2 separate regions of the Homo sapiens genome follow, and region 1 is linked to region 2. Evidence: chromatin loops called from intact Hi-C (ENCODE). Cell type or tissue: heart right ventricle. All regions are shown on one strand. Links, peaks and the distances in the headings refer to the core of each region. The heading gives the core; the rest is flanking DNA. Region 1 has its middle 64 kb from the start of LINC00929. Region 2 holds the start of LOC124903568 (a long non-coding RNA gene).

Region 1 (11,565 bases), core at 1,559-9,558, 82 kb before region 2:
GGAAAAAACAAGGCAGGAAGGGAAGGAGGAAAGAAAATAAAAGAGGGAGGGTATGGTCACATTCTCATGAGGATTTGATTAGTGCTCACTGAAGCCACACATTGCCTGTGAAAAGCATGGGGTAGAGGAAGAGTCAATTATGCATTCGGCTTATGCTCAGTAAATCTGCACTTTACATCAGATAAAGTCAACCTAGAGTTGAGGAATAAGTCAAATATGCATTGGTCAGGGAATGGGAGGAGGGACAATTTCTAGTCTCATCTTATCCCGTACCCATGAGGATAAACTGTTAATTTACATTGTCAAAGCAAGGGAGGCCACCTGAGGAAAACTTGGCTTAGGAACAAAAGCAAAGGCAGATTTTTTTTTCATGACTCAGTTTCCAAGTTTAACATTTCCTTTAGGCATAGTGAGTTTGGAGTCCTGAGATTTTATTTTCCTTTTGCAGGACAAAAACCATATTTCTGTCTAGAATCTGTAATGCAATTCTTTTTTTGTTTTGTTTTTGTTTTTTGAGACAGAGTCTCGCTCTGTTGCCCAGGCTGGAGTGCAGTGGCGCAATCTCTGCTCACTGCAAACTCCGCCTCCCAGGTTCACGCCATTCTCCTGCCTCAGCCTCCCCAGCAGCTGGGACTACAGGTGCCCGCCACCACGCCCGCTAATCTTTTTGTATTTTTAGTAGAGATAAGGTTTCACCGTGTTAGCCAGGATGGTCTGGATCTCCTGACCTCATCATCTGCCTGCCTCGGCCTCCCAAAGTGCTGGGATTACAGGTGTGAGCCACCTTGCCCGGCCTAGAACTTGTAATGCAATTATTGTCAACCCTGTGGGGATAGTTCCAAAAAGGGGGCTTGGATCCTGATAAAACAGCTTATGGCAGTGGAGAGAGGAGGAATTCTATTGGGCTGTAATAAATAATTGCTAGGGAGACTGACTGAATCCAGGAAAGAAGATTAACTTGTAAATAGTTCTGTCTGGTATTTAAATGACCCTTGGAGATAGTCATTATATTCCTAAAAGGGTGCGTTCAGGTGTGGTCACATCTTGGTCCTCTTTTCTGCAACAGAAAATGAGATAACAGGGAGGGGAAGGAAAGATACTTGTTCTCCTTGGTGGGTCTGGATCTTACGCAGATAAAGGAATTCAGCTTCCTTGGTGGAGACCGTTGCGGAGGGGGTTAAGGTGAGAGTCCTTGAGGCTTCCTCAGTTCAGCATATCAGCATGTATTTTGGGTTACTAGGGTTACTAGTTTCTGAGCCCCAACACCACCTGCCTCACACTTGTGAGAATAAAAGGCATCAGGAGTGAACGTGCTTTGAAAATGCATATATTTAAAGGAATGAATCTGTTTATACATGCAGATTTTGTATAAGCATTCATCCTGGCTGCTTCATTTTTTTTCAGTGATTCCAGTTTTCTCTGTTCTACTCCTTCAAAAGCCCTCCACCCATCTTAATCTAGGAAAACCCATAATGACATTTCTTTTTCTAAATTATTTTTTATTTTTAGAGACAGAGTCTTGCTATGTTGCTGAGGCTAGCCTTGAACTCCGAGCCTCAAGCAATCCTCCTACCTCAGCCTTGAGAGTAGCTGGAATTACAGGTGTGTGCCACTGCGCCCAGTTTATGATGGCATTTCTTAATGTTTCCACTATGAAATATTAATAGGTATTATGTTTAAAAAGAACCTTGCCCCATGGTCAAATATGTCTGAGAAATCTTAAGTTAAAGGACATTGGAAATGGGCTTCTCACTGAGGGCCTCTTCTGAGTCACTGGTAAGCTGCTGCATTATAAATCCCCAAAGGTGAACAGAAGATGTAGCGTGCAGCATTCTGCCAAAGGTTCCGTAACTTATTTGCACATGGAACCCTCTTACGTCCCTGAGATTATCTCCTGAGGACAGACTTCAAAAACCATTTTGGGCAGATTCTTCTGTGTTCCTGGCTTTTCTCCCATCATGCACTTACAGCAGGAGATGCATTTGTGCAGCACGCTGGGCTGGATGGACGAGGCTGCTTGTGTCTAATGGTAGAGGAGGGGGCTGAAGCAGCCGCAGACACCCCTCACCCGCATCTTCCTGAACGATGAGGGGATACATGCTTAGGGCACACTGGTGACCAATTTGCAGCACATGAGTTTATAGGGGCATAGGAGTGCTCCTCGGTAATACTCTTTCCCAGTTTCAGAGATCCTGGCTTCCTCAAAGCCAGTAACCCAAAGTGGTTGGTGTGATGATGATGCCACTTTTGCCTGCGTTCTAACCATCTTCTCCCGATTTCTGGGGCCTGATTACAGCTGCACCAAGGAAGGATATCCCATAGCCTAGCGCAACCGCAGTCAAGCCACAGCCATCTCTTCTGAACGGGTTCGATTCCCACCTCCCTCCAACCTCTTCAAAAAAGTGCCTTTTTGGAAACTCCAGTGCCACCATGATCCCGTGCTGAAGGCCCTTCAGGGGCTCTGCGTTCCACACAGATTGCCATCAAAGCCCGCAAGCAGGTCTTATGACGTGGGACCCGCCCACACTTTCCCTTACTAACCTCTGCCATGCTGGCCTGCCTGGAGTTCTAGGACAGTCCCCACCCATGTCGCCCCTGGGCTTTCCACTGTCTCTTCCCCTAGACTGGATGCTTTGGGGTTTTCCCTCGTCTCTTTGCAGGGCTAAATGCCTGCTGTCCTTCAGTGCAGCTCTCCCTGAATGTCCAGCTGTGACAGGCCCCCTGCTCTAGCAGTGTCTCTCTCAGCGTCATGGCCAGAGTGCAGCCGGCTATCTGCCCTGTGCCTCAGATCATTTGCTCCTTGACTTTGCTGCCTCTCTCCCAGGGAGCTGCCAGTCTCATCCAATGCTTGACACTTCAGTGCTTGGTGGACTGTTTTTTGCATGGATGAATGAATCAAAGAAGTGCACGAAGTTAAGTCACACCCAGGCCTTTCCCACCAGGAGCCTCCAAGCCAGCTGCGAAGCAGTTGTCTGCACCACTGACCCCCGAGAAGTCAGGCCCACTAATGGAAACCAGCACTCACTAAATGCCGTGGAATCAGCGTGGCTGTAACAGCCTGCAGAGTGCCACGGGGGAGTGGCCAACATCAGAGCTCTCAAAGAGCAGAGCCCTGCACGCTTGGAAAAGTGCTCTTAGGAGCCCAAGAAAAGTGGAAGAAATATTAAGACTTCACTTAATAAATAAAATATAAGAGGGTTAAAAAGCATGATGTTCAGATATCATCACCTCCAGACTCCCATCAGTTAAAACAGCGTTCTCAGAAAACACGTTTCCCAGTGTTGTGTATAAAACTTAAGTCCCAGTCAAGAGGATTTCATAGGCCCACCTGCCACAGAGTGAGCAACACTCTGACACTTATCTTTTCAGCCATTTTTTTCCTTTTCCTTTTCATCCTCTGGCTGTTAGTGAACCACGTCTTCAAAATATTTCCTTGACCTCTCCCATTCTCTCTATGCAGCTGGGTGTGCCACATGCACTGGCAATCCCTGAAACAAAAGCCACTGGCTGAGGGTAGAGGTGGAGCCTCCCCCGGCTCCTGAGCTCACAGCGCCAGCACCTAGCGCTGCACCTGTTTCTGAAACAGGAGGGGTTCAGTAGCTGGGTACAGCAATGAACATGATGGCTAAAGCTGTTCTCATGGCAATTTTGCTGCTATTATGTCAAAAATGAGTTTCAGGGAATCTAGGTGAAAAACAGAACACTGTGCATTTTTGTCTTCCTTTTAAAATTAATTTAATTGACAAATACTAATTGTATCTATTTTGATCTATGTATACATTTTAAAAATATTCAGTCAAACTAATTAAGATATCACCTCACCACCTTACAATGGATTACGTACAGCGTTAAAAGGGAAGGAAATTCTGTCATTCGTGGCAACAGGGATAGAACTGGAGGCATTATTTTAAGTGAAAAGAGCCAGGCAAAGAAAAACAAATACTATATAATCTCACTTAAATACGCAATCTGAAAAGACTCAACTCATGGAAGCGGAGAGTAGAAAGGTGATTACCATAGGCTGGGGGGACGGAGGGGGATGAGAAGAGATGCTGACCCGAGTGTACAAAGCTCCAGTTAGACTGGACGAGTAAGCATTAGTAATCTATTGCTTTGCATGGTGACCACAGTTAATAGTAATGTATCGTATATTTCAAAATTGCTAACAGAATAGATTTTTCCCATGGCACGCTTTTTTCTTCCTCTAGCCAACTCGGGAACACTGGCCCTCTCCTGCGGCTGCCGCCCTTTGGAAACACTCAGGGAGAGGCATAGGTCAGGCAAGGCAAACGAGGGAACGGCTGCTGGCTGCTTCTGGGGAGAGTCTTCCCCAGCCTGGCTTTCGGAGGAGCCCCCCTCCTGGATCGCTGGCTGCCTGCCCTCTCCCCTGGTGCTGACTGCTCCTGTCTGTTCTCACGTGCAAGCGGTGTGTTAGGGATACAGTCCATGAGGTCCTCCCCTGCGATGCCAGAGCTGGACTTGGAAATCTCTGCATCCCAAGCCCATGCTCGAGCACACGACTTGTCATAGTTTGTAAGGCTTGGCCATGTATTTATAGCCTTTCCTCCCCGAAAACAAACCCCAGCTGATGATCCATGCTAATCATTTCAAGCAGAGAGGGCCTACCGAGGTGGTCTCCATGGCAATGATGTGCGCTTGGGTCTCCTAGGAGACAATTACTCGTGTGACATACTTCAGATTCGCTTTACTGCCCAAAATGTGAAGCGATTTTCCTTTACACACTGAGCCATGCTCAGAATGTGTAAGTTAAAATTTAATCATTTCTAACCATAGTTTTATTCCTGTGGTTTAAAAAGGTGAGATATTCCAAAGGGGAAAAAGAGGCCTAAAAGGTAAGGAAACGGCACACAGCTTCTTGAATTGCATTATAAATTACCTGACAGGGGTAGTTATGAGGCTGACAGAACACATTGGAACTCATCTATGTTGTGTTTTAGGGAAGGTTTGGTCCAGTGGATGGGGTTCTCTGTTGACATTTGATATTTATTTCAATTTAATCTGGAATAATTTATAACACATAACTTTGGCTGGAGCTGGGTTTAAAAACACATGGAACTTCGTGCATGGCACAGGTCCACACCATGCATGGCACAGGTCCACTCCATGCATGCATTACACAGATTCACATAATGCGTTGCACGGGTTCACTCCATGCATTGCACAGATTCACATCAGCACTGCACAGTTTCACTTCATGCATCACACAGATTCATGTAGTGCATTGTGCAGGTTCACTGCATGCATGGCACAGGTTCGCATCATGCATGGGACAGGTCCATGGACTGACTCATCACCAAAGTTGCTGTTTACCCAATATCACAGCTGGGCCAGACCACATAAATATGTGCTTGTGGCCAAAACATTTTATTTGTCTTAAAGCTCAGAAACCTGCCAAGCTCACAGATACAGGCTTTGAGGGTGACATCCCATGTTCTTGTGAGGCGTCAGTGCTGAAATACCTGAAACACAAAGGTGGGACAGTCCTGGGGAAGTGGAGCAGGTCAAGGCATTGTATGATCACACCTTACCTAACTTTCACAAAAAAAGAACTGGTTAATCTCAGGCTCATCCACAAGAGGGCTGCCTGTTATTATTCCTTGCTACAAAACCACCCAGTGGTGCCTGAGAGAGACAGGGAGCAGGCGAGCTGGGGCAGACACAGGGTGCGCAGCAGCCTGGGGGCGATGTCTCTCCTCCTGTTTGAGTCAGCACAACCCAGGACATGTATTTGAGTACCCATGGAGGACCAGAGGATCTGCAAGCGCATGGAGTGGCTGGACCCTGCCTTCCCAGAGGTCGTAGTCAAATCAGAGGAACAAACATAAGCCACACCTGTCTTAAAATGGGGCGCCGCTATTCAGAGGTGCGTTCTAAGTATTTGGGGAGCTCAGGGAAGGGAATGACTGATTTTGTCTTGAGAAAAGTTGAGGGTAACATGGAGTTGATAAAGGAAGAAGGATGAGGGAAGGCCTCAAAGAAAGGGTTGTCTTTGAACTCACCAAGGAGGAACAAGTTTCAGAGTCCAGGAAGATGGTGACAAGAATTGAGTTCAGGTGTAGCAAACACCCAGCAGTGCCAAATGCCTGGCATGAGAAATTGAATACCAAGATGTCCGAAATCCAGGCTGCACTACAGATTTCATGCTGTTCTCCTTATGTGACATTGTAACTTTTATATTCTGTCTCTCAGACCAGAGCCCCAGAGAGGAGGGCTTTTGTTTCAATTGTTTCTAATTGCAACATAAAACATGTTCAAATTTGTTGATTAAAAAATGAAATATTTGTTATTGGGGGAAATGGGAAAATGTTGGTCAAGGGGCACAAATTTCAGTTAGCAAGATGAATACAACCTGGAAGCCTAATGCACAGCAAAGTGACTATGGTTAATGATACCTTACTGTATACTTCAAATTTGCTAAGAGGACAGATCTTAAGCTTCTCACCCAAAAAGAAAAAAGGTAACTATGTGAGATGATGGATATGTTAATTAACATGTTTGTGGTGATTATTTCACAATGTATCTGTACATCAAATGATCAAATTGTATACCTTAAATATATACAGTTGTCAAATATACTTCAATAAAAATAAAAGTAAATCAAAACATAATTACAATATCATTATCACACACCTAAACAAATTTCCTTGATTAGTGTTTAATATTTTTTTTCTGTTGCATCGATCAGGGAACATTCGAACACAAGACCTGGATCAAATTACTTTGTCCTTTGCCTTAAAATTTCTATTATATTTCATCACAAATTAGCATGACACAGTGTGTGCTGAAGTCTGCTCAAGTTCATGACAGATTTTCTTGTTTTATAAATACTTTCTTTCACTTATCTCCTTATATACCAGTATTTCTCTTACCGGTATGACTGATATGAACTTTTTTTTATCAAATGGCCTTCACTGATGGAACAGATATCTGGATGGGTTCTTTTTTATTACCGCATAAAGTTGGAGTATGGCATCATCCAGGTACTTAGAAATGAATACAAATACAGCATTTTGAAATTCCTAAAAAAGAAAAAGAAAATGGATATAAAGTTTCAGTCATGCAAGATGTGTAAGTCCTAGAGAACTACTGTACAGCATAGTGCAGATAGTTAACACTTGAAAATATGTTCAGAGGATAGATCTTATGCTAAGTGTTCTTACTACAAACATACACACATATATACATACGTCAACACACATACACACATATATACACACACGCACATACACATATACACACACGCTCACACATACACACATATATACATACATGCACACATGCACACACACATATACACACGAACACAAGGAAACTTTGGGAGGTGATGGATATATTTAATATCTTGATTGTGGTGATGAGATCACAGACAGCATATATCCAAACTCATCAAATTGTATACATTAGATATGTACAATTTTATATATTAGTTATACCCCCAATAAAGCTTAAAAAAAGAAATAAGTAAAGGTTAAAAACAAGGATAAAAATGAAATAATGAATATATCAATGTCCATGTAATTCATTGAAAAAGAAAAAATGTGTTGCTGGTTTAAAATTTGTTATTAATTTATTTTGGTCAGGACACAAGGTCCTGGATTTTCTTCTTATGAAGCCAGTTGCTCAGTATATATAAAAAATGGGGCCAGGTGCAGTGGCTTACATGTGTAATCCTAGCACTTTGAGAGGCTGAAGTTGGAGGATCACTTGAGCCCAGGAGTTTGACACCAGCCTGGGCAACAAAGTGAGACCCCAATCTCTGTAAAAAAAAAATTAAAAAAAAAAAAAGCCAGGTGTGGAGGTGCACACCTATAGTTCCAGCTACTCAGGAGGCTTCAGCGCAGCAGGTCGAAGCTGCAGTGACCTATGACCACACCAGCCTGGGTGACAGTGAGACCCTGTTACACACATATAAGAACGAGTCATAAACCCATTGTACCTCAGGCCTGCCTAGCCATTTTCCCAGTGTTTTCTCTGGCTTTTTATAAAAATAGAGGAAAGAATACAAGTTGATTAACCTCGTACTACTCTCATAGTTGGAATCTGATGTGACAGTTGTATGTATGTAATCTACACATATGTGCATGCACTCAGGAAGAACCCACTGAGCCAGGTGACTCAGACAGATTAGAATTTCACAACTATGTGCTGAATCAATAAAAAGAGACCAAAAGAGTATCAAGAATGCATTGCTATCTATATCACATCTTTCTTCCATTTTCTCTAGTGAATCAATTACCTGGGATGAGGTTTAGACCTTTTAATTAGCTGAATTACTCAATTTCCTGACACGTCAATCCATAAAAAATGGGAAAAATGATTTAACTGCTGGACTCAAGCAAAAATAAAATGAAAAGAAGTGTTCAACAAATATAAAACAGACCAATTTCACAGCATGCAAGTTGAATTAAAGACCGACATTATGAATATAGTGCTTAAAAATACATCAGAAAGTATTCTTATGTAATGATGCAGATGTGATGTTTCTGAGCTGTGGTTGAGTCACTTAGGACAGTTTTCTTTTTATGGGACCACCAAGAAGATGCTAGGAGCAGAAGTCAAAACACATTAACTTTAACAATCTTTAAAAATCTGTGCCAATAAAATAACCCTAGTTCAATGAACCCTAAGGTAGACTATGGACCTTTGAAAAACTCCAGAAATGAAATTTCTGACTTGAATCTAGCAGGTTGCTAGATTATGATATTTGGGGGAATATAGGAGAAATTATAGTCTTAACAACAAACATCAGAATGGAAGGAAGGAAGAAAGGAAAAAAAAAGAGAGAGAAGAGAAAAAGTAAGAGAGAGAAAAAAAGAGTAATACTTTTTAAAGCTATAGAAAAAAAATACCTGTGTCTCTAGTGGTTACTAGGCTAATTTCAAAGGATGCCACACAGCTGCCTAGAAGAAATTCTGCCTCCATAAGATTCTTAATAGAAACTGTGCACGTTGTTAAACTGATGATGGCCACTGAAGATAGTGGTAAAGACAAATACAACTACAACAATATGAGGGGAAAACCTCAATATTAAAAATAATAAGTAATTTGTCCAAGGTTAATAAGACTAGGTAGAGATGTACGATTCTAACCCAAACCTGCCTAGTTTCCTAACTCATGCTCTTGTCCGTTGCAAAATGATTAAAAATTTAGCTTAGAGAATGAATGAAGAAAGGGAGAGTTTGGTTCATGCTTTTCAAAGGGTGGTTTATGGAACATCTGCATCCAATGACATGGCGGTGCTTTCCAAAATGCAGATTCTTGGGTCCTACCCAGACTGAATGAATTAGAATCTCTAAGATACAGCTCAGGAATCTGCATTTTGGTGAGCTCTGCAGCTGATACATAAGCACTCTAAAGCTTGGGGACGACAGACCTAATGAAATTCGAGCAGCAATTAAAGAAGTCATTGAGAATCCATTTTGCTGGAGTTAAGTGGTAGTACACTGGGGGAAAAGTAAGGAGGGCAAGTCAACATGGCCTCTGCATTTACTGGTGGATGGAAGCCATCCATTTACTGCATTGGCTCCATTTACTGAAGCCAATGCAGAGCTTTCTTGGATTCGATTCTGTAGATTCACTAGAGTGTTCCCTTTGTAATGATCCACACACTGATACTGTGCCTGAGGGTGTGCTGCATTTGAAGCTATTTCCTAACCATACAGCTATATTTGATGCCAGAAACCCAGCATCACCATCTTTAAGAATTCATGAATATTTTATGTTGTTGCTTGAGTAAAACATTCCTTGACATAGCGGAACTAGTCACAACTAATTATTGAAGTTAATCTTAATAATTTTATTTCCCATTACTTATTTGGGTAGTCATGTATAATTTTTCAATTAAGTTTGTGCTAACTATAGCAACTGGTTCTAAACAATTGCATGAGAGCACTACGAAGGCATTTTAGACAGCAAGAAGAGAAACACTCAAGCCTTTCAATAAAATGCTATTAACATGTAAATAAAAGCCCACAGAAAAATTTGGGGACCTTTGAATTTTGCATGATGTTATTTACCTTTTGTGTATGTATATGTATGTTTTGAGGGAAAGCTAGTTTAACCAAACCGATGTACTTTATACCATAAATTTCTTAAGACTTTATTTTGGTTTCCTCCTGAAAGTACAATGAAAAGCACTTACTGGACACTTCATATCAAAATTTCCAGTGGGCAGGTGGACTTTTCTGGCAGAGAGAGAGACCGAGAAAAGATGGCAAATGTTGAAGCAAAAGCGGATTTGTTGTATGATGGTAACATGAATACATCATATATTACTTACTTACACCTAAAATCTGATATTATTAGATTCCAAAATGCATAATTCATGTAAAAAAAAAACCCTATGCTCTAAGAAGAGAAATATGACCCAAGAAATAAAAGGAACCAGATAGCCCAGTGAAATAGCACTGCCAATAGATCTTTTGAGGATGATACAAATATTTTCTATCTGTGCACCCAATATGTCAGCCATTGGCCACACTGAGCACTTGAAACGTGACCAGTATGATTGAGCAAGTAAATTTTAGTTTTACTTAAATTTAAATAACCATATGTGGCTAGGGACTAGACTTTGAGCAGTAAGCTCTACAATGTAGTTCAAGTAGATAATCCAGCTGCTGAAGATGTTCGCAGTTTACTCATCTGCTATATTTTGAAAGTGTGTATGTGACAGTTCCAGAAGTAAAAAGGATATAAAAAGTTTTCTAAATGAGTTTTCACAAAAGCAAATTTAACATCATATAAATTAAATACAGCATAATTCTACACAATAACAGGTTTTAAAGTAATTTCCACCCTTGGGAAAGGTACCAATGTCAAGGTGTTTTATTATTGGCATGTTTGGACCACAAGACTTGAGTAAACACATCCATTTGGCTAACAGTTGGTTTTATCTACAGAATCTGGTTGTTCCCATTGCCATTAACTATAGTAAGGGATTAATTCCAGGGTATAAAATGGAGACTTTGATTAAGATGAGGGAGAAATAAACAAAATTCCCTATTATCCTTGACATGAAGCTTATTTTGGGAGGCATTTTTTTTTTTTGCTGGCTATAGAACTATACATTGAAAATATTTTTCATTTAGCACATAAAAAAGTGTGCTGCTTTCATGGCTTATCGTGAGGAATAAGCTGTCATTCAAATTGATTTTCTCTTGTAAGCAAGGCACTGTTTCTCACACCTTTCAAGATTTTTAAATTTATTTTTGGTTTCCAAAAGTTTGACATCGACAGGCCTTGGAGTGGATCATTTTGGGTTCATCCTATTTGTGTTCTGCGCAGCATGCTGTATCTCTACGTTTATAGTTTTTGCTTAACTGAAGATATCGTCAGTAATTGCTTTTTGCAACATTTTTCAGCACCTTCCTCTTTACTCAACCTTCATTGGTTTTTGATGGAAGCACACCATCCTTGTTACTAATGGTTGGGTAGAGTAGGCTGCTGATAGCACCCTGGCTGGACCCAAGAGTGCCTTTACTGCTACCCACGTGGCAGCCAGTGGCACCATGGAGCAGGAGATGTTCTGTGATTATTACCCTTGGG
Region 2 (11,565 bases), core at 1,126-9,125:
ATTTCTCAAATTGTTCCAGCTTTGGCCATTGGGAGCTCTTTCAGTTGGCTCTTGTGTCCCCTTCATAAGCCCATCGTTTGATTTTTGAGCACTTGTTTGCTTTCTGATACTATAAGATGCTCTAGGCTCATATTGTATATTCCCTGCCCCAACCCTAGAATCAGCCATTTCTTCATGGCACCCTGATTCCGTGTATTGAAGTATGGTGTAAGGAACCAGTGTCTGGGCACTGGGTTTGCTTATTGCCTCCGGGGTGAAGCATTTTGCAGGAATGTTGTTTCATTCAAAATATCTTTCCAAATAGTATTTGTTTTCAATAAACTCAAATTATAAGAGGTGTATTTCTCTCAAGTCTTTTAGAACTTTAGATTTTCCAACTTTACCACTACTTAAGTTAATAAGATAATTTTTCTTTTGTTTTGTAAATTAATATCATTATTCATCTCTCCTAAACATGTACATGGAACTCCAAAGGCATGGTTGAGGTCCAATTTTTACTTTTCTAAATTTCAGTTTTATTTCTTCTTTTTTCCTTTCTTTCTTTCTTTTTTTTTTTTAAAGACAGCATCTCGCTCAGTTGCCCAGGGTGGAATTCAGTGGCATGATCATAGCTCACTGCAGCCTCCAATTCCTTGGCTCAAGCAGTCTTTCTGCCTCAGCCTCCTGAGTAGCTAAGACCACAGGCACAGGCTAGCAGCCTGGCTAATTTTTTTTTTTTTTTTTTTTTTGTAGAGAAGAAGTCTCACTATGTTGCCCAGGCTATTCTCAAACTCCTGGCCTCAAGCTATCCTCCCACCCGAGCCTCCCAATATGTTGAGATTGCAAGCATGAGCCGCTGCACCTGGCCAACCTCTTATTATTATTTATCACACAATGTAAAAGAGATTGTTTCTGTCCTCTAACAAGTGTCTCCATCATAAAAATTATTTCAGCTTCCTTTATTCGAGCTGATTCTGGTCCTGCTAGAACATTCTTGTTCTCCAGCAACTAGAACTTCAGGCAACGGCACAACTGGGGTGTAAGACATGCCATGATTTTGCACATAGGGAAGTAATCCTTTCTGGATTGTTTCCAGTCCTTCCTATTGAATTAGAACATTTTGGCTGACCTTTCTGGTAGCAGCAGCAACACATTTAAATAATGTCTTCAGTAAATGGTTTATAGTGAATGATAGGTCCATTTCTTGGATCCTAGCTGAAAGTTCATAAAGCTCAGAATCTTACGAAAATAGCTTAAGCTTCTTTTTCTTTTTCTAGATGTGTTATTTTGCTCTTGCTCACATTATTTTTCATCTGCCACTTTCCTGCAGCATTGCTAAATTACTTCCCAGATTCTATTTAATCACTGGCTATACCTGAAACTACTCTATGTGTGCAGTATCAGAAATAGACCTGCTAAATATGAGACTTTGCTCTTTCCAAATTAGAGAATGACTTAATATTTGTACATTTAGCTATGAGTGAGGGTTGGAACATCGTTAGAATGCAGGTGTACCCTGATTCTCAAGCTCATAATGATTGTGCAAAATGTTGAAAGTACCAGCAATTTTCCAGAACGGATTTCTGGCCATGTCTACATTAGAGGCATATTATTATATTTTACTCAATATGCATGAAGTCAATGGATAGAAGGAAGTTGCAGAAAGGAGAGATGCCAAATTCACCTATTTATTAGAGTTGATTTTGTAATCAACACTGGGGGGAAGATTTTTCCATATATATATGTGTGTGTGTGTGTTTGTGTGTATAATCTTCCACTTTTTTTTTTTTTTTGAGATGGAGTCTCACTCTGTCACCCAGGCTGGAGTGCAGTGGTATGATCTCGGCTCACTGCAAGCTCCGCCTCCTGGGTTCATGCCATTCTCCTGCCTCAGCCTCCTGAGTAGCTGGGACTACAGGCGCCCACCACCACGCCTGGCTAATTTTTGGTATTTTTAGTAGAGATGGGGTTTCACCATGTTAGCCAGGATGGTCTCGATCTCCTGACCTCATGATCCGCCCATCTCGGCCTCACAAAGTGCTGGGAGTACAGGCGTGAGCCACCATGCCCAGCCTTCCACTTTTAAATTTAAGTCAATGGATTAATTCAACAAACACTAATTGAGCATCTACTCTGTGCCATGTGCATACTGGGGATGGTGCAAAACAATCAAGGCAGCAGAACTCCTTCTCCCAGAGCTTGCCCGATGCTTCACATCCTTGGAGCTGAGGGCTGCCTGAAGATTCTTGATCTGGTTGGGCATCTTCCCTGAGCAAGCCAGAGAGAGCTGAATTTATCCAACCTGTGCACATCATAAGTAGGGGAATCTCAAATTTGTTTCTTAATTAATTGATTAATTGTTTAATTGATACATTGTTATTGTACATATTTATGGGCTCTAATTTGATGTTCCAATACATATATACGTTGTATAAGGATTAAATCAGAGTATTTAGCATGTCCATCGCTTCATGCATTTGTCCTTTTTTTTTTTTTTTTTTTTTTTTTGAGACAGAGTCTCACTCCGTCACCAGGCTGGAGTGCTGTGGCGTGATCTCAGCTCACTGAAACCTCTGACTCCCTGGTTCAAACGATTCTCCTGCCTCAGCCTGCTGAGTAGCTGGGATTACAGGCATGTGCCACCACACCCAGCTAATTTTTGTGTTTTTAGTAGAGACGAGGTTTCACCGTGTTAGCCAGGATGGTCTCGATCTCCTGACCTCGTGATCCACCCACCTTGGCCTCCCAAAGTGCTGGGATTACAGGCGTGAGCCACGGCGCCCGGCCTGCATTTGTCATTTCTTGGTGGTGGGAACATTCAAAAGTCTCTCTTCAGCTATTTTGTAATCTATGGTATCTTACTGTTAATCATTCTCATCCAACTATGCAATAAGATACCAGAACTTCTTCCTCCTAACTGTAACTTTGTATCCATTTGTCAACCTCTCTCTGTCCTCCCCATCCCCCTTCCCAGTCACAGAAAGACAAATACTGCAGGATCTCACTTATATGTAGAATCTAAAAAAAAAAAAATTCTTAAAGTTGATATCCTAGAAGCAAAGAGTAGAACAATGGTGATCAAATTTCTGATCTATAACCTTGAACACTAGTACCATTCTGTTAAAGTACTTATTTCTAGTTTATCTAGTTTAGATTTTTAATTTGTTTTTGTTTTTGTCTTACTGTCAGTCACTACTTGCCTCACTTTTTACATTGAAATAGCCCCCTTGGGTAGTCATTAACTGCATATTTAGATGTGCCATGTCTGTTGGGTGTGAGCCTGCTGATCTGGTATTTTAAATTCTTAAATTTCATGCCAGACACGACAGACTTGAAGGGAAGCAAGTGATTACCATGGCATTCAAAGATAGAACTCTGAATGCCACCAGCAGAATGTCACCACTTGCAGTCATAGCTGAAAGCAATTGGGTAGAGCACATTTTTCTTCAGGATTTAAGAATGTAAAATATAACTGTATTTTTGATCTTTAAATTAAACCTGATGCATTCCAGGCATTAAAAACAACCACGACAACTCTATTTCTCAACCCCTCTAGAACAGGCTTTCACAAGATGGAACTAAGTCTCGGGTCTGTTGTGTGTTCATCTTGAGACCACCACTCCACTCTTTCCCTCAGGCCCAGTGGCGTGGCTTGAGACTGGATCCACAAAACGGATTAGAGATTGCAAAGTGAGCAGAGTGGTTAGCAGAAGGCAGGTTGTCATCATGGAGCTTCACCAGGACCAAGCTGGGGTCCAGAAACATCCTAGTACTGACTTGGTCATGATAGACAGTGCATCTAGACAAGCTCTGGCTCCCAGCGCCAGGCAGGATCCCAAGTGTTGGGCGAAGTCAATGGGGGGGCCCAGCCCCACTGTGTAGGCACCCAGAGGTGGTATCGCCCATGCAACATCTGGGACCCACTGATACCAAAGCGTTATTGCTACTTATCTTGAATTCAGATTCAATTGGGCATCCCATATTTTATCTGGCAACCCTATGAGAGGGCACTTCCCAGGAGCAGCAGAAGTGAGGTCCAGAAAAGCTGCCTGAGAGCATGCGTTCCACCACGGGCAGCAAGGGCAGTGGCCTCAGAGACCAACTGCTGCAGGAAGGGAAATGGTCCAAAGAGAAGGGGCCTCCTTGGCTGCCAAACGTGGTGGGCACAGAGAGAGCCTCTATTTGTCTTCCCTGAAACACGCAACTTCCCATAAGAAGGCCAGGAGGACCCCCTCCTCCTGAACACCAGAGCTGTCTTCAAGTGCAGTTCTTCTCTGGGGAAGAGCCTTGGGCTCCCCCTGGAGGTCACGAAGCGCAACAGGCCTTGTGTTGGGCAGAGCATCGCTGTCCTTCACCTCCTACGGAGAAAGAGGGGTTTCAGGGAGTAATGACCAGCACCCCCACCCCCGCCCTGCAATGACTGCTAAAGAGGTCTCCAAATAGTCCAAGTGAGAAAACAGCCAGGGTGGGGCAGGGCGAGCATGGGTTGTTTACGGCCGTTTCCACGCTGACTGGTCATCGCTTTGTGGATACTCGTGCTCATGTCCCTGGTTAAATTGTTATATACTACCCCTGGTTATAAAAGCTCGCGCTATAAAAGTGATGGGGACAGGCTGGCAGCGGGGCTGCAGAAAGCTGGAGGACTTTTGCTCCCCAAAAAGCTTGTAGCAGAGCCAGTGCATATACCTGTGAAGACCTTGTTACCGTGCATTGTAATCACTATTGCCATGCTCATGACATTTGTTTACCATGAGGTTCCTGAAGTCAAGAATGCTCCCATCACCTCTAGGGTCTGGTACACAGTAGTTACTTGAAAACAGAATCAGTGAATGATGGAAGGCTGTGTAGTTAGATAATGTCTTGAAAAATGATTAGCTAGTGTATTTTCAATTTACAGTAAAGCAGGTCACCCTGCAGCCTCCCACCCACCATATCAACAGCATTTATCACTTCTAAGAGAGGGCAGATACCACCTATAGAAACAAAAAATCCATTGCTCAATTTTTAGTTTCAATCACCCTTTTCAGAGGCCATAATGGCAAAATCCTGGCCTTCATGTGTCCAGAGCCAAATTTGGAGATCTGAGAAGAGAGCTTTGCTATGACCCATGAGTATAACAGATCCAGGCTATGAGAGGAATGCCGAGCTGGCGGGGACGGTGGTGTGAGATGTCACACGAGGAGGGAGGTGCAGACACAGTGGGCCTGTGCAGAGATGAAAACATCAGTCAGGCTCTGGGGAATCTGAGAACTCTGGGGCTGGTGCTAGCTCCTCTAGGTTCAGCATGACCCACAGCTAAGCAGAGGAGCGGAAGGATGGTTATGGAGAGTGGAAGTCCTAGACAAGAATGAACAGTTTACAGCCACTTGTAGAACTGTCTGTCTCTTTCCAGTATCTGAACTTTGACGATCTCAAAGGGCATCTCTGGGAATTTTTGAGTGTCAGCGTGCCACTCAAAGGGTGGCGGGAGGGGCACCTAGCAGTCAGTGCAGCAAGGCAGACAGGACCCGCATGCCAGCACCCTGCCTGTCTGATGACACTGATTCCGAAAGGTAAGTGCATAATTTCCTGTGGCTGCTGTACACATTATAACCAACTGGATGGCTTCAAACAACACATATTTATTCTCTCACAGTTCAGGAGGTCGTAAGTCCAAAATCAAGGTGGTGTCAGGGTTGGCTCCTTCTGGAGGCTCTGCAGGACAATCAGTTCCATGCCTCTTTGCTGGCATCCGCTGGCTGCTGGCAGTCCTTGGACACCCCTGGCTGTCGACGTGGCATTCTTACCTCTGTCTCTGTTACTGTGTTCACACAGCCTTCTCTGTGTGTCTCTCAAACCTCCGTATCCTTTTACAAAGACACCACAGGATTTAGAATGTACTCTAAATCCAAGATGATTTCATCTTGAGATAAATACATCTTAAATAATTACATCTGCAAGGCTCTATTCCAATAAAGTCACATTTTGAGGTTCTGGGAAAACATGAACTTGCGGGGACACTATTCCATTTACTTCAGTGGGATTAAGGTTCAGCATCAATTGTTGGGAAAAGACAAAGGCTCGATAGTAGGGAAATAGCTAATGTAATAAAATGAAACAGCACATCAAAATAACTCTTACACTGGGCTGGAAATATTCTTGCAATCGTGTTCTATATTGTTTGCTTTCTAGTCATAATTATACTCTGAATTTTAAGTTCATTTATAGGCATTGTATCATTAGTAGTTTTTAGGACTAATGACATTATTGTAGAGAAATAAGAGAAATTGCAAAGATAAAGTGTGTATTTGAATCATGAAAATTCAATACACGTATGGATTGCAATGGGAATTCACCTTCCATTAGTTGTCTATTCTTAAAAGCAGTGGGTGTGGAATAGGTTGAAAGTTGACGTATGTGTATAGGAAAGGAAGTCAGCACAGAAGCCTTCGGGTCAGGGCCTGTGGAGGAATCACCCACAGATTCCCCAAGGGCGTCGTTGATGGGGCCCGAAGTGTTCTCCCTAAGGCTGTCTTCTCTAAGCTGTAATTCAGGGTCCTGCTGCTTGAGGCTGCTGAAGCACTGTCACTTTGGGAGTCCCTCTGCAGACTCCCACAGCAGGATGGAGGGGCAGTGTCTGGTGGGAGGGAGAGGTGGATGGTACCAGCTGGCCCTGACGTCCTCCAGGGCATGGTTTACACTTAGGAGCAGAACCCTTCATACAAGAAGACTTGGGTCAACCTTTTTCTGTCTGTGGTGTGTCTAGAACTCGCTGCCTTATCCTGATGTATTCATCCAATCAGTTTTAAGTTGATGATGGAGATGTTGACCCACAGCTGATATTGATGACTCCTTTCCTCTAGCCCTCGTATATCTGCAGGTCTCTCAGATGAAGACAGATGGAGATCAATGCACAAGTTACAACATTAGAAAGGGGGTGGAGACCTGAAAGGAGGTGGAGGTGCCAAATGAGGGCTTTAGAAAGCTGAATATGCAGAACTTAGTTCTACACAAGTTGAGTTCCAAGTATAAGCTCCAGTGCTTCATAATTCCCCAAGCTTGACATGTAAACAAATAGGAATTATTGATTTTGTCAAAGATAAGCACATCCAATGCTTGGATAAGCACATATATATGTGTGTGTGTATGTGTGTGCATATGTAAAATATAATGAATATATCAATATAGATACATATGTAGGTCATACAGAAATGTATTTTCTAAGAATGATGTATAAAATGGTATCAAAATGGCACTAGGCCTTAAATTAAGGATAGCTTTTGAAATGAATATTTCAATATGACTATTTTTGTTATACATATATATGGCAGCTTTACTCAGAAATTCAAATATGAATAGAATGAATGAAAAATATATTACACGTTTTCTTTAAAATTAAGAGATGACAAAGAAATAAAATAAAATCTATTTCTAGATTTCATCTAGAAATCTTAATGTCCAGCTACCTTATTTTTCAGACAGTGAATCTGAGGTCTAGCAAAAAGTACTTAGAGAATTTGTAAAAAACACTAAGTATTTAGAGAACTTAGTAGCAGCACCTATTCATATTATATACAGTTGATTACTAGAGACAGGTGGACTCCCTTCAGTTCAACCAAGGTTCATTGCTTTTACTCCAACTCAGTCATTTCCCAATGTGGCTCGTAGGAGTCAAACTCAAGCAATGGATTTCATTTAATTTTTGAGTTAACATAAATGTATGAAGAACAATAATTTTTAAATTATCAGGAATGCCTCCAAATTAAGGCTCTATATTTTACTAGAAGAATTAATGAAATGATTACATTAATGAAAGTTAAAAAAATGTTTCTACTTTTGAATAGCCCCTGTTTTTACTGTTGTACAAAGGCTCATTCTCTTGGTTGCAATTGTAATCACCTGGGGAGCTTGACTCCAGGATCCCCCCAACCCCAGACATTCTGCTATAACCGGGGCCTGGAGGTGTGTGCTGGGCACCATTATTATTTGTGAAGAGCCTCAGATAATTCAAAGGAGCAGCTCACATGGAGAACCACTGATCTAGTGATTCTTCTTTTCCTCCTTGATCTTCTGAAGCACAGCAATTAGGTTCAGTACAAAATTAAAAGTTAATACCCCCATTGGGCATTAACTTTTGGGTACCATTACCATTGGGGGTATGAACTATTTATCTTAAAAGACACAATATCAGTGTAGACATTCTGATTATAGACATTTACGTGACCAAAACACACACACAACAACACTAACAAACAATTCCAGGTTCTCACCAGCGTTACCAAGCATGACGAGCCTTTTCTCCGAGACCTGACTCTGTTTTTCACCCCTAAATCAATCTCACTTCTGTATTTTCTACCTCAGGGCACTTTCTCATCTATTTCCTGCTTTGGAAAAGGGCACTCCGGTCATTCCAGTCACCGAAACAAGAGATTTTGGAAATTCATGCCGGGCAGAGTGCTGGGCATGGGGAATTTGGTGGCTGGCAAGACAAGCCGCTTCTGTCCTCAAGGCCTGACTCTGAGGCCAAACCATCACTGAGTCAGGGCCCCCAGAGCCCTGCATGTTGACCACCGTGTGGATGGACACCATGTGGATGGCCTCTTTCAACATCTTCTAACTCAGCTTTCTCCTGCAGCCAGTGAGCTCTCTCCAGAGATAAGTGCAGTCATGCCCTTACCATCTAATACACAGCAGTTTTTCATCACTGACAGAAAATGTACAACCTTAACCCATCATGACTTACAGCCCTCCATGTCTGATCGTAGCCCCAAACACACCATACCTTTCACATCCGCACTGCATCCCTGCATTGTACCACCAGCCAGCCACCTTCCTCCTCCCTTACCCGCTGGGGGATTTGCACAGTCGCTGTAGACCCCAGCCTCTGTGTGACCACTACTTTGAAGACTTCCTCCTTCACCCTCTTAGGAATTTAGCCTTTCTCACCTAATATTTGTCTCCGCTCATTGAACATGAAGTCATGGTTTCTATGCTGGTTGTTATTCTTTCTGTTATTTACAGTGTTTTTTTTGTTGTTGTTGTTTTTTTTTAAGAAAAGAGTGTGTTAGAAATACTTTATACACACCACATAAACTTGAAGTCTCTCTGAAGAAACGTTTATGGTTTAGAAATTTATGATACGAGGTTTAAGATAGTCTATTTCATCTGATGTTTTGCCTTTTTCTCATGTCAAGTGTTACCTCACTGTTATGAATGTTGCCACACTGGCTTTATATAGCCACCATCTATCACTCTTCTGTTTGTTTAGTAAACATCTATCTCCATCTATCTGTTATCTATACTCTATGAATCTATTGCCTATCTGCCAGTCACCTCTCATCTACCTATCCATCTCAATGTTTGTTTTGACTCATTTGAAAATAAGTTGTCAACCTCACAACCACAAGAAAAAGAAATCTTGCTTCCATCTCAATCCCTTTTGTAACCATTGTTATTGATCTCATGTATCTTAGCAATAATTCTTTTTTTGCAATAATAAGCAAATTTGTTTTCTAATTACTTCACTGATTCTTCTCATACCTTCCTCTGTTGTTATTATTATTGCCTGGTTTCCTTTCTTTGCAGTTGACCTTAGGGAAAGAAGATCTCTGCATCCTTGAACATGCTTACAAATCACCTAGGCAATTATAAAATTATAATTATAAAACTAAACAGATCATCATAGATAAAGGAAATATATAGTTCAGAAGAAAATGTAATAAAGAAAAATAAGTACAAATATAATAAAGAAAATTAAATACACAAAGACAATAAATACCCTTTAGTACACAGTTATGAAAATTGACTTGGTAGCAACAGATGGGTGGGTTGAATACTTTTTTACATTACAACAATTTCCATAAAGGTGCAGACCCACAAATAAAGCAATGTTTTGGCCCAAACGAGTTATCGAATTTCTGCTGCATTACTTTTGAATTGTATCTAATCTCTTGCAAAAGTAGAGAAAAAAAAACCTTCAGGCCTAGCGTGGTGGCTCACGCCTGTAATTCCAGCACTTTGGGAGGCCGAGGCAGGTGGATCACTTGAGGTCAGGAGTTCGAGACCAGCCTGGCCAACTTGGTGAAACCCTGTCTCTACTAAAAAATACAAAAATTAGCTGGATGTGGTGGCACATGCCTGTAGTCCCAGCTACTTGGGAGGCTGAGGCAGGAGAATTTCTTGAACATGGGAGGCAGAGGTTGCAGTGAGCCAAGATCATGCCATTGTACTCCAGCCTGGGCGACAGAGTGAGACTCCATCTCAAAAACTAAAATAAAATAACAAAACAAAGCAAAACCCTTCAAGGCTGGAGGTAAATTGAAACAACATTTCTCTGAATGCTGTGATATATTCACTATTACATGTAGAATATGTAATAAAATACTAACCATCATTATAAATATTCAAGGACAAGAGGAGGAATTCCTTCCAAAGGATAAGTAGAAAGTATTGACTATTTCTCCAGAGTGCCTGGAAGGTTTAGGCATTCTTTTAGGTGTTGATTAGAGCAGTAATACATAATTCACTTCAAAAACACTGATCATTCACTGTTGTTACCAAGCAACCCAAGGAAAACAGGAGGTCCTTCAACCAGTGTCCAGGAGTTGCAGACCCAGAAGTAACTAAGTTGGGATACTTGGAGCCCGAATCATCAGATATGGAGTACAATTCTGTTATAAAAGACAATCAGAGAATGAGCCCTAAAAAGTCGGTGTAAAACTTGTGAAAGAGGAGAAAGAGACAGATAGGTAACAGCTTGTTTATGTCTACCTCAACAATTCAGTGTACCCTGGGCCCTGGGGACAAAACCAAACCAACCAAAAACAAATAAGAAAACCTCTGCTTCGAGAAATGCAAATCAAAACCACAATGAGATACCATCTCACACCAGTTAGAATGGCGATCATTAAAAAGTCAGGAAACAACAGGTGCTGGAGAGGATGTGGAGAAATAGGAACACTTTTACACTGTTGTTGGGACTGTAAACTAGTTCAACCATTGTGGAAGACAGTGTGGCGATTCCTCAAGGATCTAGAACTAGAAATACCATTTGACCCAGCCATCCCATTACTGGGTATATACCCAAAGGATTATAAATCATGCTGCTATAAAGACACATGCACACGTATGTTTATTGCAGCACTATTCACAATAGCAAAGACTTGGAACCAACCCAAATGTCCATCAGTGATAGACTGGATTAAGAAAATGTGGCACATATACACCATGGAATACTATGCAGCCATAAAAAAGGATGAGTTCATGTCCTTCATAGGGACATGGATGAATCTGGAAACCGTCATTCTCAGCAAACTATCGCAAGGGCAAAAAACCAAACACCACATGTTCTCACTCATAGGTGGGAATTGAACAATGAGAACACTTGGACACAGGAAGGGGAACATCACACACCGGGGCCTGTCATGGGGTGGGGGGAGGGGGGAAGGATAGCATTAGGAGATATAGCTAATGTAAATGATGAGTTAATGGGTGCAGCACACCAACATGGCACGTGTATACATATGTAACAAACCTGCACGTTGTGCACATGTACCCTAGAACTTAAAGTATAATAATAAAAAAAAAAAACAAAATAATGTGTCAAGG

What was found. Peaks named below come from ENCODE experiments on the same cell type or tissue, not always from the same donor. Only the 100,000 strongest peaks of a DNase experiment are listed, where the experiment ranks them.
Region 1: it touches region 2 in a loop (2.3-fold over the local background); 5 of 110 quality-filtered maps call a loop at or near these places.

The regions. Positions count from the first base shown.
Region 1 is chr15:26,174,476-26,186,040 of GRCh38, forward strand. No RefSeq gene overlaps it. Among named protein-coding and RNA genes, the nearest start is that of LINC00929, 64 kb to the left of the region's middle. RefSeq lists enhancers at 2,267-2,768, 2,769-3,268. In heart right ventricle, for the core only: a CTCF peak has its summit at 5,606 (motif pointing right); no DNase peak of the experiment used is centred there.
Region 2 is chr15:26,256,445-26,268,009 of GRCh38, forward strand. LOC124903568 (a long non-coding RNA gene) reads left to right here and starts at 5,228. Exons shown (of 2, transcript XR_007064787.1): 1 at 5,228-5,531; 2 at 8,320-9,474. RefSeq lists an enhancer at 3,924-4,423. In heart right ventricle, for the core only: a CTCF peak has its summit at 4,280 (motif pointing left); DNase peaks (open chromatin) are centred at 4,390, 5,167 and 5,707; H3K4me3 peaks cover 1,608 bases; H3K27ac peaks cover 2,767 bases; H3K27me3 peaks cover 203 bases.